Linked DNA regions of Homo sapiens: region 1 is linked to region 2. A link is an interaction called in ENCODE POLR2A ChIA-PET data of the cell type or tissue named here. Cell type or tissue: OCI-LY7. All regions are shown on one strand. Links, peaks and the distances in the headings refer to the core of each region. The heading gives the core; the rest is flanking DNA.

What was found. ChIA-PET counts read pairs that join two places held together with the same protein. Peaks named below come from ENCODE experiments on the same cell type or tissue, not always from the same donor. Only the 100,000 strongest peaks of a DNase experiment are listed, where the experiment ranks them.
Region 1: POLR2A ChIA-PET joins it to region 2 with 5 read pairs; 6 of 35 experiments call an interaction of 5 or more read pairs at or near these places.

The regions. Positions count from the first base shown.
Region 1 is chr20:49,774,183-49,781,725 of GRCh38, forward strand. LOC105372652 (a long non-coding RNA gene) reads right to left here and starts at 1,189. Exons shown (of 3, transcript XR_936825.3): 1 at 1,046-1,189. RefSeq lists a silencer at 1,157-1,305. In OCI-LY7, for the core only: no CTCF peak of the experiment used is centred there; no DNase peak of the experiment used is centred there.
Region 2 is chr20:49,631,869-49,639,288 of GRCh38, forward strand. B4GALT5 (beta-1,4-galactosyltransferase 5) reads right to left here. Exons shown (of 9, transcript NM_004776.4): 8 at 5,473-5,574; 9 at 1,077-4,591. The coding sequence ends at 4,444. LOC124904926 (a long non-coding RNA gene) reads right to left here and starts at 328. Exons shown (of 2, transcript XR_007067638.1): 1 at 68-328. RefSeq lists enhancers at 1-75, 4,636-5,136. In OCI-LY7, for the core only: a CTCF peak has its summit at 5,264; DNase peaks (open chromatin) are centred at 3,053, 3,453, 4,143 and 4,803; H3K4me3 peaks cover 2,467 bases; H3K27ac peaks cover 3,347 bases.

The DNA.
Region 1 (7,543 bases), core at 894-5,893, 140 kb after region 2:
AAGTGAGAATAGGCCGGGTGCAGTGGCTCAAGACTGTAATCCCAGCAGTTTGGGAGGCCGAGGTCGGAGGATCACTTGAGCCCAGGAGTTGGAGACCAGCCTGGGCAACATGGCAAAACTCCATCTCTACAAAAAATACAAAAATTAGTCGGGTATGGTGGCACTCACCTGTAGTCCCAGCTACGTGGGAGGCTGAGGTGGGAGGATTGCTTGAGCATGGGAGGTCATGGCTGCAGTGAGCAATTATTGCACCAGTGCATTCCAACCTAGGTGACAGAGGGAGACCATCTCAAAAAAAAGAAAAAAAAAAATGAGGCTGGGCACGGTGGCTTAGGCCTGTAATCCTAGCACTTTAGGAAGCTGAGGCAGGCGATTGCCCGAGGTCAGGAGTTTGAGACCAGCCTGGCAAACATGGTAAAACCCCGTCTCTACTAAAAATACAAAAATTAGCTGGGCGCGGTGGCACATGCCTGTTAATCCCAGCTACTCGGGGGGCTGAGGCAGGAGAATCACTTGAACCTGGGAGGCAGAAGTTACAATGAGCCGACATTGGACCACTGCACTCCAGCTTGGGTGACAGGGCGAGACTCTGTCTCCAAAATAAAAAAGTGAGAAGAAAAATAAATAAAATTTAAAATAACAAAAAGTAAGAAACAGAAACATACACACACACAAAAGCAAACAAAAGAAAACAAGAAAAGGAAAAAATGAAACAAACTAGAAAAAACAAAATGAGAAGAATGTAGACTGTCATCATGTGCCTTGGCCATCCCTCCAGGAAGATGTCTTGGAGCTGGGATTCGTGGATAAACAAGATAAACAAGATGTATACATTTTCCTGTGTGCTTGCAGCTACACACACACACACACACACACTTGTGCATGCATTTGGACACACAAACACTGGGGCCAGAGAGAGGCCCAGCCTCCCCTTAGACACATTGTTGTCCAATGTCCCCCACCCCCAGTTGGGGTTCTGTAAGTAAAAAAGAAGGAACAGGATGAGTATTCAACAGGCAACCTTTAGGTTTTCCATGGACCTCACCTCATTTGATAGACAGAAAAGTTTCTACAGCAAGTTCATTGGCAGGACTAGGCCTTGAGCCCACTCCCTGGGACAGCGGACTCCACACCACCTGTTACAACTGGAGATTGAGTGTCTGCCGGAAGCTGTTTCCTGGGGAACTGCAGCCAGCTGCTGGCCACACAGGAGCTCTTTATCCCCCACCAACTCACCTCCCTGGGATCTACCCAGGACCTGCCTTCTTGAGTAACAGGATGTGACCCTATGTCACCAGGGCACTTGCTGCCCATTGAAAGTCCTCATGAGTCATTCTCCAAGGTTCCAAGGGAAAAAAAACTCCTAGATAGGGGCCCATCCCAGAAAGAAATAAAACACTGGCCCAGGGCCGAGACTTTCAGAGAAACCAGCTGGCCTGCTTGTGAGTGGGAGGTTGCGGGGGGTCACCTTGAACCGAGGTCTCTCTGGACAGAACTGTTTTCTTATTCAATCATTCATTCATCATCTATTTATAGACATGACATTTATTCATGGATTCAGCTAATATTTATTAGGAGGGGCAAAATAACTCTCACTTCTAACCTACACATTTTTGAGTTGTTTACATTCATTATTACACAAGTATGTGCTGCTTTCATTTTTTTAAGCTTTGCTTTTAATTAATTAATTAATTTATTTATTTAGCAATCCCAGGATGGAGACAGATTTAATTATTTTAAAATAACAGGCCAGGCGTGGTGGCACACACTTGTAATCCCAGCTACTCAGGAGGCTGAGGCAGGAGAATCGCTTGAACCCAGGAGGTAGAGGTTGCAGTGAGCCGAGATCACGCCACTGCACTCCAGCCTCAGCCACAGCCTGTCTCAAAAATTAAAAAGAGAGAGAGAGAGAGAGAGAGATGCTGCTTTCTGATCCAGAGGACATACATGCCCCACTGGCAAGACAGAAGATCCCCAATTCGGACAGCTACCTGGAGAAGTTGACCTCTAAGCTGAAAACTCAAGGATGAACGTTGCCAGGTGACAGGGAGGAAATTACCAGAAATGGTGCTCTGGGCAAAGGGAACAGCATGTACAAAGGTCAGGAGATCATGCTTTTTTCCGAAAATGCAAGTGTTTGAGACCATACTGTAGGAAGTGGGAGAGGAAGTGATGAGCTCAGAGAAAAAGACAGAAAGGCAGAGAGCCCACTTAAAGGAATGGCTAATTAACCACCCCCATTCCACTCTTCCCGCCCACCTCCCCACCCTCATCCCACTCCTAGGACCATGACTCAGTCATGAGGTTTTCACACTCTCTCACTTTAAGCTGGGCAGTTTCTGTTTCTCAGCCAATGTGTCATTCATCAGCAGATCATGTCATCCCCCCCAATCCACAGCATGGTTCCAGAATATCAGCTGATCCTCGTGAATTGGACCGCAAATCTTCCAGAGTTTTTTTTTTGTTTTTTTTTTTTTCTTTTTTGAGATGAGGTCTTGCTCTTGTCACCCAGGCTGGAGTGCAGTGGCGCGATCTCGGCTCACTGCCTCCGCCTCCCGAGTTCAAGCGATTCTGCTGCCTCAGCCTCCTGAGTAGCTGGGATTACAGGTGCCTGCCACCTACACCCAGCTAATTTTTGTAGTTTTAGTAGAGATGGGGTTTTGCCATGTTGGCCAGGCTAGTCTCAAACTCCTGACCTTTTGATCTGCCCTCCTCAGCCTCCCAAAGTGCTGGGACTATAGACGTGAGCCGCCACACTCGGCCGCTTCCAGGGTCTTACAAGGCGAAAAAAATCTTACATTGAAAATCAAGGGAGCATTAATAAATATTATAGCACTGGGTGCATCGCCCACAGATAGGCAGGCAAGTTTTGTTCAACTGGAGGCACTTTATGACTAGGTCTAAAGTCGCCATTTATCTGAGATTGTCCTGTCTCTAGCAGCTGGGTCTCATTTCATGCTCAGAGGAAACTTACGAGGAAAATGCTTTTGCTATCCCCACTTCACAGAAGAGAACTGAAGCCTAGAATGTAAGACACTCACCTCAAATCTCATATACCTGATCACTTTTTTTGAAACAGGGTCTCAAGCAGCCACCCCGACTGGAGTGCAGAGGCTGGAACACAGTTCACTGCAGCCTTGACCTCCCTGGGATCAGGTGATCCTCCCACCTTAGCCTCCCGATTAGCTAGGACTACAGGTATGCACCACCACACCTAGCTAATTTCTGTATTTTTTCTTCCAAGACGGAGTCTTACTAAGTTGCCCAGGCTGCAGTGCAGTGGTGCAATCTCAGCTCACTGCATGAGATCGTCTGCTGGGTTCAAGTGATTGTCTTGCCTCAGCCTCCCAAGTAGCTGGGATTACAGGCATGTGCCACCACACCCGACTAATTTTTGTATTTTTAGGTATTTTTAGGAGAGACGGGGTTTCGCCATGTTGACCAGGCTGGTGTCAAACTCCTGACTTCAGGTGATCCACACACTTTGGCCTCCCAAAGTGCTGGGATTACAGGTGTGAGCCACTGCATCCGGCCGCCTGGCTAATTTTTAAAAATTATTTGTAGAAATGAGGTCCTGCTATGTTGTCTAAGCTGGTCTCTAACTCCTGGGCTCAAGAGATCCTCTCACCTCGGCCTCCCAAAATGCTAGGAGTACAGGCGTGAGCCACTGTGCCCAGTCATGGTCTTTGTTTAATCTTTACAATAGAGCATCCCCATTTACGATATGGGAAAACAGAGGCCCAGAGAGCTGAAGCAACTTGCCAGAGACATAGCAAAAGTAAGGGAGTGCTCCTACACTGCTGACAGGAATGTAAAGTGGGGCAGCCACTTTAGAAAACAGGGTAGTAGTTCCTCAAAAGACTAAACAAGCTGGGTGCAGTGATCCAAGTGCTTGTAATCCCAGCACTTTGGGAAACTGAGACGGGAGGATCACTTGAACTTGGGAGTTCGAGACCAGCCTGGGCAACCTCGATAGTGAGACCCCGTCTCTATTGAAAAAAGAAAAAAAAGTGTAAACATAGGGTTACCATATCATCCAGCAATTTTCCCCCTAGGTATATGTCCAAGCATTGAAAACATATGTCCTCACAAAATTTGTACATGAAAGTTCACTGCAGTATTATTCATTATAGCTAAAAGTGAAACCAATCCAAATGTCCAACAACTGATAGATGGATATATATATTTTAGACAGAGTCTCCCTCTGTCACTCAGGCTGGAGTGCAGTGGTGCAATCTCGGCTCACGGCAGCCTCCACCTCCCGGGTTCAATCAATTCTCCTGTCTCAGCTTCCCAAGTAGCTGGTATTACAGGTGCCCACCACCACACCCAGCTAATTTTTCTATTTTTAGTAGAGACGGGGTTTCACCACGTTGACCAGACCAGTCTTGAACTCTTGACCTCAGGTGATCCGCCTGCCTCAGCTTCCCAAAGTACTGGGATTACAGGTGTGCGCCACCACGCCCAGCCTATAAATGAGTAAATAAATGTATGTATCCATACAATGGAGTCTTACTGAGCAATAAAAAGAAATAGAGGCTGACACTTACTACAATACAGATTAACTGGAAAAACATGTTAAACAAAAGAACTGGCCGGGTGCGGTGGCTCATGCCTGTAATCCCAGCACTTTGGGAGGCAGAGGCGGGCAAGAGTTCAAGACCAGCATGGGCGACACAGTGAAACCCCATCTCTACTAAAATACAAAACATTAGCTGGGCGTGGCAGCGCGCACCTGTAGTCCCAACTACTTGGGAGGCTGAGGCAGGAGAATTGCTTGAACCTGGGAGGCGGAGGTTGCAGTGAGCTGAGATCGCACCACTGCACTCCAGCCTGGGTGACAGAGCGAGACTCCGTCTCCATAAAACAAACAAAAAAACGAGCAAAACACAAAAAACAAATGAACAGCATAAAGGAGCTTATGTTACATGATTTCATTTATGTGAAATGTCCAGTATAGGCAAATCTGTAGAGGCAGAAAGTAGATTAGTGGTTGCCAGGGCAGGGGGACTTGGGAGAAAATGGGGATTGACTGCTAACGTGTATGGGGTTTCTTTTGGGAGTGGTGAAAATGCTCTAAAATTGATTGGGGACTTGGTTGCTCAACTCCAAAGGTATGAAAATGAAAACCCATGAAATCATACACTTTAAATAGGTAAATTATGTGGTATCTGAATTATATCTCAGTAAAGCTCTTACAGGAAAATGTTTTAAAAAGTAATAATAATAGGGGCCAGGTGCACTGGCTCACGCCTGTAATCCCAGCACTTTGGGAGGCCGAGGTGGGTGGATCACCTGAGGTCAGGAGTTCGAGACCAGCCTGACCAACATGGAGAAACCCCACCTCTACTAAAAGTGCAAAATTAGCCGGACATGGTGGCACACACCTGTAATCCCAGCTACTTGGGAGGCTGAGGCATGAGAATCGCTTGAACCCAGAAGGTGGAGGTTGCAGCAAGCCGAGACAGCACCACTGCGCTCCAGCCTGGAAAACAAGAGGAAAACTTTGTCTCAAAATAATAATAATAATAATAATAATAATAATAATAATAATAATAGGCCCCAGCACAATGGCTCACGCCTGTAATCCCAGCACTTTGGGAGGCCAAGGCAGGTGGATGACTTGAGGTCAGGAGTTCGAGACCAGCCTAGCCAGCATGGCGAAACCTGGTCTCCACTAAAAATACAAAAATTAGCCTGGTGTGGTGGTGCATGCCTGTGGTCCCAGCTACTTGGGAGGCTGAGAGAGAAGAATCTCTTGAACCCGGGAGGTAGAGGCCACAGTGAGCCGAGATCACACCACTGCACTCCAGGCTGGGTGACAGGGCAAGACTCCATCTTAATAATAATAATAATAATAATAATAATAATAATGGGGTAGGCTGTGATCATGACCTAAACCATGATCTATGTTTGAACATCTGCACTTACTATGTGCTCAACTAGCCTGAGCCAAAATGAGCAAGGAGGGGAGCAGAATACATTAGCTCACACAGTTGAAAAATCCAGGAGTATTTCAGGTATGGCTGGATCCAGGAGCTTAAGTAATGTCAGTGGGACTTTGTCTTGCTCTATTTCTCCAGTTCAGATTTGCCCTGTGCTGCCTTCCTTTTCAAGTAGGTGACAAAAATGGCCTTGGCAGCTCTAGACTGCTGAGCTCTTACTACCCTGAGGGAGTATCTTTTTCCTTATAGTGTTTAGTAAAGATCTGATGGAAGGTTCACACTGATCTGACTGGGGTCACTTTTGAATTAATCGCCATAGCCAGGATAATTTTCTGCTCTGGTGGGCTAAGACTGGGTGATACAACCCATTCTAGAGCCAGGTTTGTGGTCAGCTTCACCCAAACCATATAGATTATAGGGGTGGGGTAGTTCCCCAAGGGAAAATTAGGATTCTGGGCAGGCTCAAGTCACAGATACCCACAGTATTCGGACAGTGTGGACCCTGCTGCCCAGGTTTGACCCTTGCTTTTTCCACATGCCAGCTATGTGACCTTGGCAAAGTTCTTTTTTTTTTTCTTTTTTTTTTTTTTTCCTGAGATGGAGTCTCATTCTGTCACCCAGGCTGGAGTGCAGTTGTGTGATCTTGGCTCACTGCGACCTCTGCCTCCGGGGTTCAAACGATTCTCCTGCCTCAACCTCTCAAGTAGCTGGATTACAGGTGCCTGCCACCACACCTGGCTAATTTTTGTATTTTTTGGTAGAGATGGTGTTTCACCATGTTGGGCAGGCTGGTCTCAAACCCCTGACCTCAGGTAATCTGCTCGCCTCAGCCTCCCAAAGTGCTGGTATTACAGGTGTGAGCCACTGTGCCCAGCCTCCCCAGATTATTATTATTATTATTATTTTTTTTTTTTGAGATGTAGTCTCACTGTGTCACCCAGGCTAGAGTACAGTGGCGCAATCTTGGTTTACTGCAACCTCCGCCTCCCAGGTTCAAGCGATTCTCCTGCCTCAGGCTCCTGGGTAGCCGGGATTACAGGCGCAAGCCACCACGCCAGGCTAATTTTTGTATTTTAGTTAGAGACGAGGTTTCACCATGTTGGCCAGGATGGTCGCGATCTCCTGACCTCGTGATCCACCTGCCTCGGCCTCCCAAAGTGCTGGGATTACAGGTGTGAGCCACCGCACCCGGCCCCCCAGATTATTCTTTACAATGGACAATCCACAGCCACAAAGCTAAGAGCCAGGTGCTTGGTTTTTCAATTTTTTTTCTTTCTTTTCTTTCTTTCTTTTTTTTTTTTGAGACGGAGTCTCGCTCTGTCACCCAGGCTGGAGTGCAGTGGCGCGATCTCAGCTCACTGCAAGCTCCACCTCCCGGGTTCACAACATTCTCCTGCCTCAGCCTCCCGAGTAGCTGGGACTACAGGCGCCTGCCACCACACTCACCTAATTTTTTGTATTTTTAGTAGAGACGGGGTTTCACCGTGTTAGCCAGGATGGTCTCAATCTCCTGACCTCATGATCTGCCCTCCTCGGCCTCCCAAAGTGCTGGGATTACAGGCGTGAGCCACCGCGCCCAGCCTGTTATTTTTTCTTTA
Region 2 (7,420 bases), core at 2,421-7,420:
ATCTCGTATCTATCCCGCCAATCTGGTCTGACTCTAGTGCCCCCATCTCAGGGAATGGCCCTGTTACCTGTGCAAGTGGGAAGCCAGCAGCTTAGGTGGAGTCCTCCATCCCCATCACCCCTGGCAGGTCCTGGGAGCACGACCTCAGTATCTCCCAGTCTCCCCTCCTCCGTCGTCCCTGCACCCATCTCACTCGCCCCTGCTTCTCTTCTGCTTCTGTACCATCGCTCGTTCTCCCTGCAACCAGAGCCATCTCTCAAAGTTGCTATGGAATCCGAATCGCATCACGCAGCCCTGCCTGCTGAAAACTCTTGAATCCACTGCTCTAAGGATGAAATGCAAACTCCTCCCCCTGTGCGCCCCCCTGCCCCCTCTACTCCAGCCACGCTGGCTTCCTCCCTGCCCTGCAGCTGTGTGCCACACGCTCCTTGTCTCCCCCTAGCTCACTTGCTTCCACCTTCCCTACATTCCCAACTGGAATGCCCACCCTACCATGCACTCGTCACCTGCAGCTTCCCCTTTTGGACCAGGTATTGAGGATACAATTTTAATCATACCCCCCAGTGGACCGTAAGTTTAATGAGTCCACTGATCCTGTCTTATTTTCTCTATTATTATGTCCCCGGCATCTGACACTATTAATACTGTGAGTGGCAAACATTCAACACATAGAAGCCATGATGACAATCTCTGAGCAGAATCTGGCATATAAACCCTACACTGATCCCAGAGAACCTTCTGGAATCAAACTCCATCAACCCTCACCACCCCCTTCACCCCCAAGTCCCCTCACTCAAGTGTCTTATGCAACTTTCTTGGTACCACCTGGGTGATTCTTGAAAGAAAACCCAAGCGTGGGCATGCCTGGGCAGCACAGTGGAGGACTGCTTCTGTTACACTGCGTAGCTTTTTACTCAGCCCGTTCACCTGCAGCACGGGTCAGGCAGTATTTACCCCAGCAAGACCCAGAGCTCAGCTGAGCTGCCTTAAGTTGAACTCCTGTAGGAAAGGAAAGGAAAAAGGAAAGACCCCCAAGGACCCAAACTGTCCTACACAAAGAGAAATGACCACCAAGGTTTGGTTCTTGAATATGTATTTTTTACTGAAAAAATCATTCATAAATTAACATACAAAAATGTACAAACACATGAGTAAATAATGTAATGACAAAGGACTATTTTTGTGAAAAGTGTTTTTTAAAACATCTTTAGATTTCAGTGCAAAAATGTACCCCTGGCACCTCTTAAAACGTAAGAGCAAGCTCAAAAACACGTAGTGATGGAAATAAGCTAGCTACGCTCAATGCCATCGTCAATGGTGAGTGGATACAATCAATCCATGTGGCTCCTGCTCAGCTATTAATGTCTGTGGTAGAGGATCTCTGACAAGAGGACCTATTATGTCAAAATGAGTATTCTTGCAAATACCCCCCCACCCCCCAAAACAGCATGAACAAACGGGGACACCTTTCCCTGCACACAGCAATCAAAGACAAGATTAAGGGGCCACCCATCAGTAGCCTTGAAGATTTTCAGCTACCAATATATGCACAAGGTCACATTTGGTTCCTGTTTTTTTTTTTAACATGACAATTTCACACTATTAACAGCACACGGGCCTGGCTGTACGTTTTTAACTATGACATTTCCCATATGATATTCGAGGCCTGGTGGACACATGACTGACAGTGCACATCCAGAGATTCTACACTCATCAGACACAGACATGACCGCAAAGGTATCAAAGTGACCCCACTTTAAGCAGTGAAAAAAGACCTTTCCTTTTGTTCTCAAATCAGCATTTTCTAAAGTCAGGTGTTAGCCTTTTGCCAACAGTGTGTACTTGATGGTAATTATGGCAACATAGAGCTTCAAACAAGATCGCCTGACAACACTGCCGCATACACATACGGCACCCAGGACTCAGAATCAGTCTGTCCTGGCAAATCCTTCCAAATGACATCATAGTGTTGTCACATTGAAAGCAACTCACAGCCTTCAGTGAGGAAAGGGGAGAGGAGAATGAGAAGGGGAGAAAAGCCAAGGCAGGGACAAAGGCCCGGTGGGGGATGGGGGTTGCAGGGTGGAGGGGGGTCTTTATTGCTATATGCACCATAAAACAAAGGAAAACCAAATGAACTTCTGTGTGTAATGTTCACTTGTGAAGGTATTTTAAAGCATGAAATGCTTAAGTCTTAAAAAACATATGCTATAGCTTACCGGCATTTTCAAGGGCAGGAACCTGCTCTCTCATATGAGCCGATAAGAGCTTTGCAATGCAATTTATTTTCTAAATACCACTCTATTCTTCAAAAGAACAAAAACACAAACAAACAAACAAACAAAACAAGGCCTGGCCAATCACTCCCACAGTTTGTGGGGATCATATGTCCACAGAACCATCACATGCAACGAAAAAAGCCCTAACCCACACACATACACACACACACCCCTACACACACCCATGTAAACTATGAAAATCAAGGAAGTTGAAGGCAAACAAGGCAATTAAAAAAAAATACGAAGTACTCTTCAGAAAGTACTCCTCATCACAATATATAAATATGTTTTATGGAAAACAAGGGCGGGGGAGGAAAACTGGCATTTTCCAGAATTCTGCAGAAGCCGACAGAGACTACAATTTGAGGGCTTTGGTTTGGGGAAAAACAAAGAGGCACAAATTCAAATACAATTTAGAACATGACTTCAAGGCTGGGCGCAATGGCTCACACCCGCCCATAATCCCAGCACTTTGGGAAGTCAAGGTGGGCGGATTGCTTGAGTCCAGGAGTTCGAGACCAGCCTGGGCAACATGGAAGAAACCCCTGTCTCTACTAAAAATACAAAAAATTAGCCAGGTGTGGTGGTGTGCACCTGTAGTCCCAGCTACTCGGGAGGCTGAGGTGGGAAAATGGCTTGAGCCTAGGAGATGGAGGCTGCAGTGAGCTGTGATCGTGCCACCACACTCCAGCTTAGGCGACAGAGCCAGACCGTCTTAAAAAACAAAACAAAAAATAATATGACTTCAAAATGCAGGTGGGGGTGTGAGCAGTGCACCTGGGCTCTTGCTGTCTGGAGCTTTGTTAGTCTAATTTCAAAGCTTCAATCCGGTCTTACCTGGATCCCAGCTGCCCCACAGCACACAAGTGTCACCAGCTCCCTGGCTCCTGGCTCCCTATTTGAGTGCTCCTTGGTTCTATGTATCAGTTACTAATGTTGACAAAGAATCTTTCCAGAAACCAAAAAGGGACACAGAGGAATCACTGAAGCCAGCTGGTAATGTAGGCACATTGTTCAGAAACTGTGGCCAAGTTCCACAAGAGAAAAAGTAAGAGGGGGAGGGATTCCCATACACACCCCCGCCCCCCGCCCCCCGCCCCGCCATGCTGATGAAAAGACAGAACACGAAGCCTGGAGAGCCAGAGATGTGTGTGCAGCGAGCCCCGAAGGGCCTGCTTTAGGCAGGAAGCAGCCTGCTCTAACAGCAGCCTCCCGCTTAGCGGAGAGTGGGATGAGCACATGCGCGGCCGACAGGGAAGAGTGAATCCAGAGCAGAAGTCAAGGGCAAGACTCGTGGGGGGGGGAAGAAAGGGACAGAAGCCAGCTCCCAGCAATAAAGGTCGGGTTATTTTGTTCTTTTGTGACATGCCCTATATCCACTCCCTCGCCAAAGTGACAGCAATTCGGGAGATGACATTCTTCAACTGCATTTTAACTGAGTTCCTGCACTTGCCAACCAAGTAAGTGGCCTAATACATAAATCCTCAATTTGAATTGGAGCCAGCTAGAAAATTAAATTTTAAAAAGGCATTTTACATGGCTTATTTACAATTATACTTCTTCAAGAAGTGATTGTTATATATTTATGTCTATTTATCTTTCCCAAACACCCTCCCCTCCACCCTCAATCCCCACCCAAAGAAGGTAATTTTTTAAAAAAATGAAACCAAAGAGAACACCAGAGATCTAGAAGAATGGTGTGGAGTTTCATTTGCTCTTCCTAAAACGCAGCTGCCCTGTGGTGGGTTTGCCTCTGCTCTGAAGGCCAAGAGGCTCCAAGGTCATGTGTAGGGACAGGCTCCACGGCAGGACCACGGCAGGACCACGGCAGATCACAGTTCATCATGGGTTCTGGAGACTGCGGCTAAGACAGGATGTGGGGTAGGAGATGGGGAGAGAGCAGCGGGACAGACGTCTGTCTTGTGAAAACAGAAAGCCAGTGCTGACGAAGGAAGTCCCCAAGCTCACTCCCTCAGTTCCAGCGGCTGATCCAGTGAAGGCGTTTGTGCGTGTGCTGTCACATTTTCCCCCTGAACTCTGTGATCCTTCATGAGACACAGTATTTCTGTTCTCTTGCTGTGTAGACCCTCCCCCCTCCAAAAAAAAATCTCATCGGACTGCTTTCTTGGTGGCGGTGGGTAAAGCAAACGTACATTCTCTCCTCTCAGTACTCGTTCACCTGAGCCAGCTCGGGTGTCAGGTTGACAGTTATGTTTTTATACAAGGCGTCGTATGTGATGTTTGCAAAGTAGTTCAGGTTGTTGAGGCCATCCAGCCCTTGCCGTTCTTTTGACTTCCTCAGCAGAGCATACCTGTTTAGGGAGGGAACAGAGAAGAGGTGGCTCTGAGTGAGGATCCATGCCTCTGCAGCCAGAGGATGGAGCAGGGCGTCCCACAGCAGAGGACGCAACCCATGGCAGCACTTCTGCAGCACAAGGTGGGCGCACGGCCAATTCTGCTATGCCAGGCTGAGTGCTGTGGTCAGAAACACCTCCTGTGTTTCATGCCAGGTGCTTCACTTAATTATTTCATTTAATGCTCACGCCAGCCCCTGCTAGCAAATGAGGAAGCCAAGGCTTAATAATGTGAGGTAACTTGCCCAAGGTCAGAGAGTGGGGAAGTGGGAGGTAAAGCATTAAAAATACAACAGATGAGAAAGTTCATACTCTGTATTCAGTGCCATTTTACTCCCATGAAAACAGAATTTCAGCAATTAGAATTGGTTGTCTAGAGCACAGTCTTCCCCACAATTTAGAAAAGACACACACACACACACACACACACACACAAAGAAAGAAAAGGTAACACAGCAACTGCAGCCACCCAGACAGAAGCTCAGGACACCATTCGGAACGGGAGCCTGCGGAAAGGGCGCCACTGCTCTGTCACCTCAGGGACCTTCATCCAAGCTGTTTCTTCCCAAATTCCCCAAAGGCTACTGTGGAGACCACAAGGCTGAAGACATAGGACAAGTGATTTCCTTCGAAGAATCTTACTATTGAAAATGTTCACCAACGGTCTGATCCCCACACTGTTCTGCCTCAGAGTTAGAATACATGCAACAGCTGTCAAACAGCTGTCAGAACAGGGCCTCGGGGTGGGGAGTAGGAGAAGGGGCTGTAATATGCTCTAAGATATCCGGACATGAAAGTATAGGGGATACTTCTAAGAGACAGAGATAAATTCCACCAACCTTCCAAGAAACTGGACTTCTCCTCGATGGTGATGAGGAATGGACTTGTACTTTCCTGTGTCACCCTCTGGCCGGCTCACAGAATAGCCTGCATTCTGTACTCTGTCCAAGACCAAGAGAACAGGCTTTTAGATACAACGGTAATAGCCCAGGAGTGACCAAAGCCTACAAGACATGTTACAAGCTTACCCTGGAAATCACACACAGCAAAAGCTCTCACCCGCTTAACTGACTCATTGTGTCATTTCTTAAAAACTGAGTTAAAACTCAATTTTAACTGAATTAAAGTTTTTATGTGAACGGAAAAAATAGGCTGGGCTAGGTGGCTCGTGCCTGTAATCCCAGCACTTTGGGAGGCCGAGGTGGGCAGATCATTTGAGGTCAGGAGTTCGAGACCAGCCTGGCCAAAATGGTGAAACCCCATCTCTACTTAAAAAAAAAAAAAAAAATTAGCCAGGCGTGGTGGTGCAGGTCTGTAATCCCAGCTACTCAGGAGGCTGAGACAGGAGAATCACTTGAACCCGGGAGGCAAAGGTTGCAGTGAGCAAAATTGCACCAGCTTGGGTAACAGAAAGAAAATCTGTCTCAAAAAAGAAAAGAAAAGTACGGAAAGAAATGGTTACTTCCAGGGAATAAAATAGAATCAAAATGGGGATTAATACTTAGACACTTGTATCATCTAATTTTTTTTTTTTAAGAGACAGGGTCCACTGTGTTGCCCAGGCTGGAGTACAGTGAGGTGATCATGGTTCAGTGCAGCCTCAATCTCCCAGGCTCAATTAGTCCTCCCATCTCAGCCTCCTGAGTAGCTGGGACTACAGGCGTGTGCCACCACAACAGGCTAATTTTTTTTATTTTTTGTAGAGACAAGGTCTCACTGTTGCCCAGACTGGTCTTGAACTCCTGGGCTCAAGTGATCCTCAAGCCTAGGCCTTGTGAAGAGGTGGGATTACAGGTGTGAGCCACAGTGCTCAGCCTATCATTTGAATTTTTATTAGCAAAATAGTCCTTGTAATTAACAACAAACACATACTTTTCAAAAGCCAAGCTACAAAGGAAACAGATACCAGGTAGTATTTTGCATTTGTTCCTTATGAGGTTACTGTTTACTTACTCCATAAAAATATTACTTTATTCCACTCACACACAGGATTGTTCACCCAAGCTTGTACAGTACAAGCCTTATGTGATGGCGCAGCTAAATCTATGTAGACATATCACTAATATTCCACCCTTCAGTTTGGAGTGGTTCCAATGAAATGGGCATTTAGTACAGAGAACACTGGTGAAGTGAAAAGTTTTGTTAGAACCTTTAGCAGGAGGGGCACTTAGTTATAATATGCCTTAAAAACCCTATTTGCATCCATTAAAGGACAGAGCTTAAAAAAAAAAAGAGCCTTAAAATGACTACATTCGCTTATAGGAATTTTTCCTAAATAGGAATAACAGGCAAAAGAATTATCTACTATATCACACTCTAAATAGTGGAAAATGGAAAAGATTCTAAATATACACCAGGAAATAGTTACATAAATTACAGTACATCTATATAACCGAATTAAATGGAGCCACTTAAGATCCTGTTTACAGAGTATTTAATGTTGATATAAAAACAGTAACACCTATTGAGAGCTTATCACATATCAGATATGCCAGAGCTCTATACACATTACATCATTTAATCCTCACAATCCTGAGATTTGTGATTTTAAAAACTGACACACAGAGATTTTAAATTACTGTTCACTTGCCACTTTTTAAACACAAAATAAACTCAATGAAATGGTAACATGTTACTTATTGTTGTGGGTAATTTATTTTTATACTCATTTGTATTTTATAATGAACGTATTATTTATTAGAAGAAAAAATTGCTAAATTATAATTTGTTGATTTTCGCATGTCAAAGGAGAAAAATGAAAATAGCTGCTTTGTTGGGATATACAGT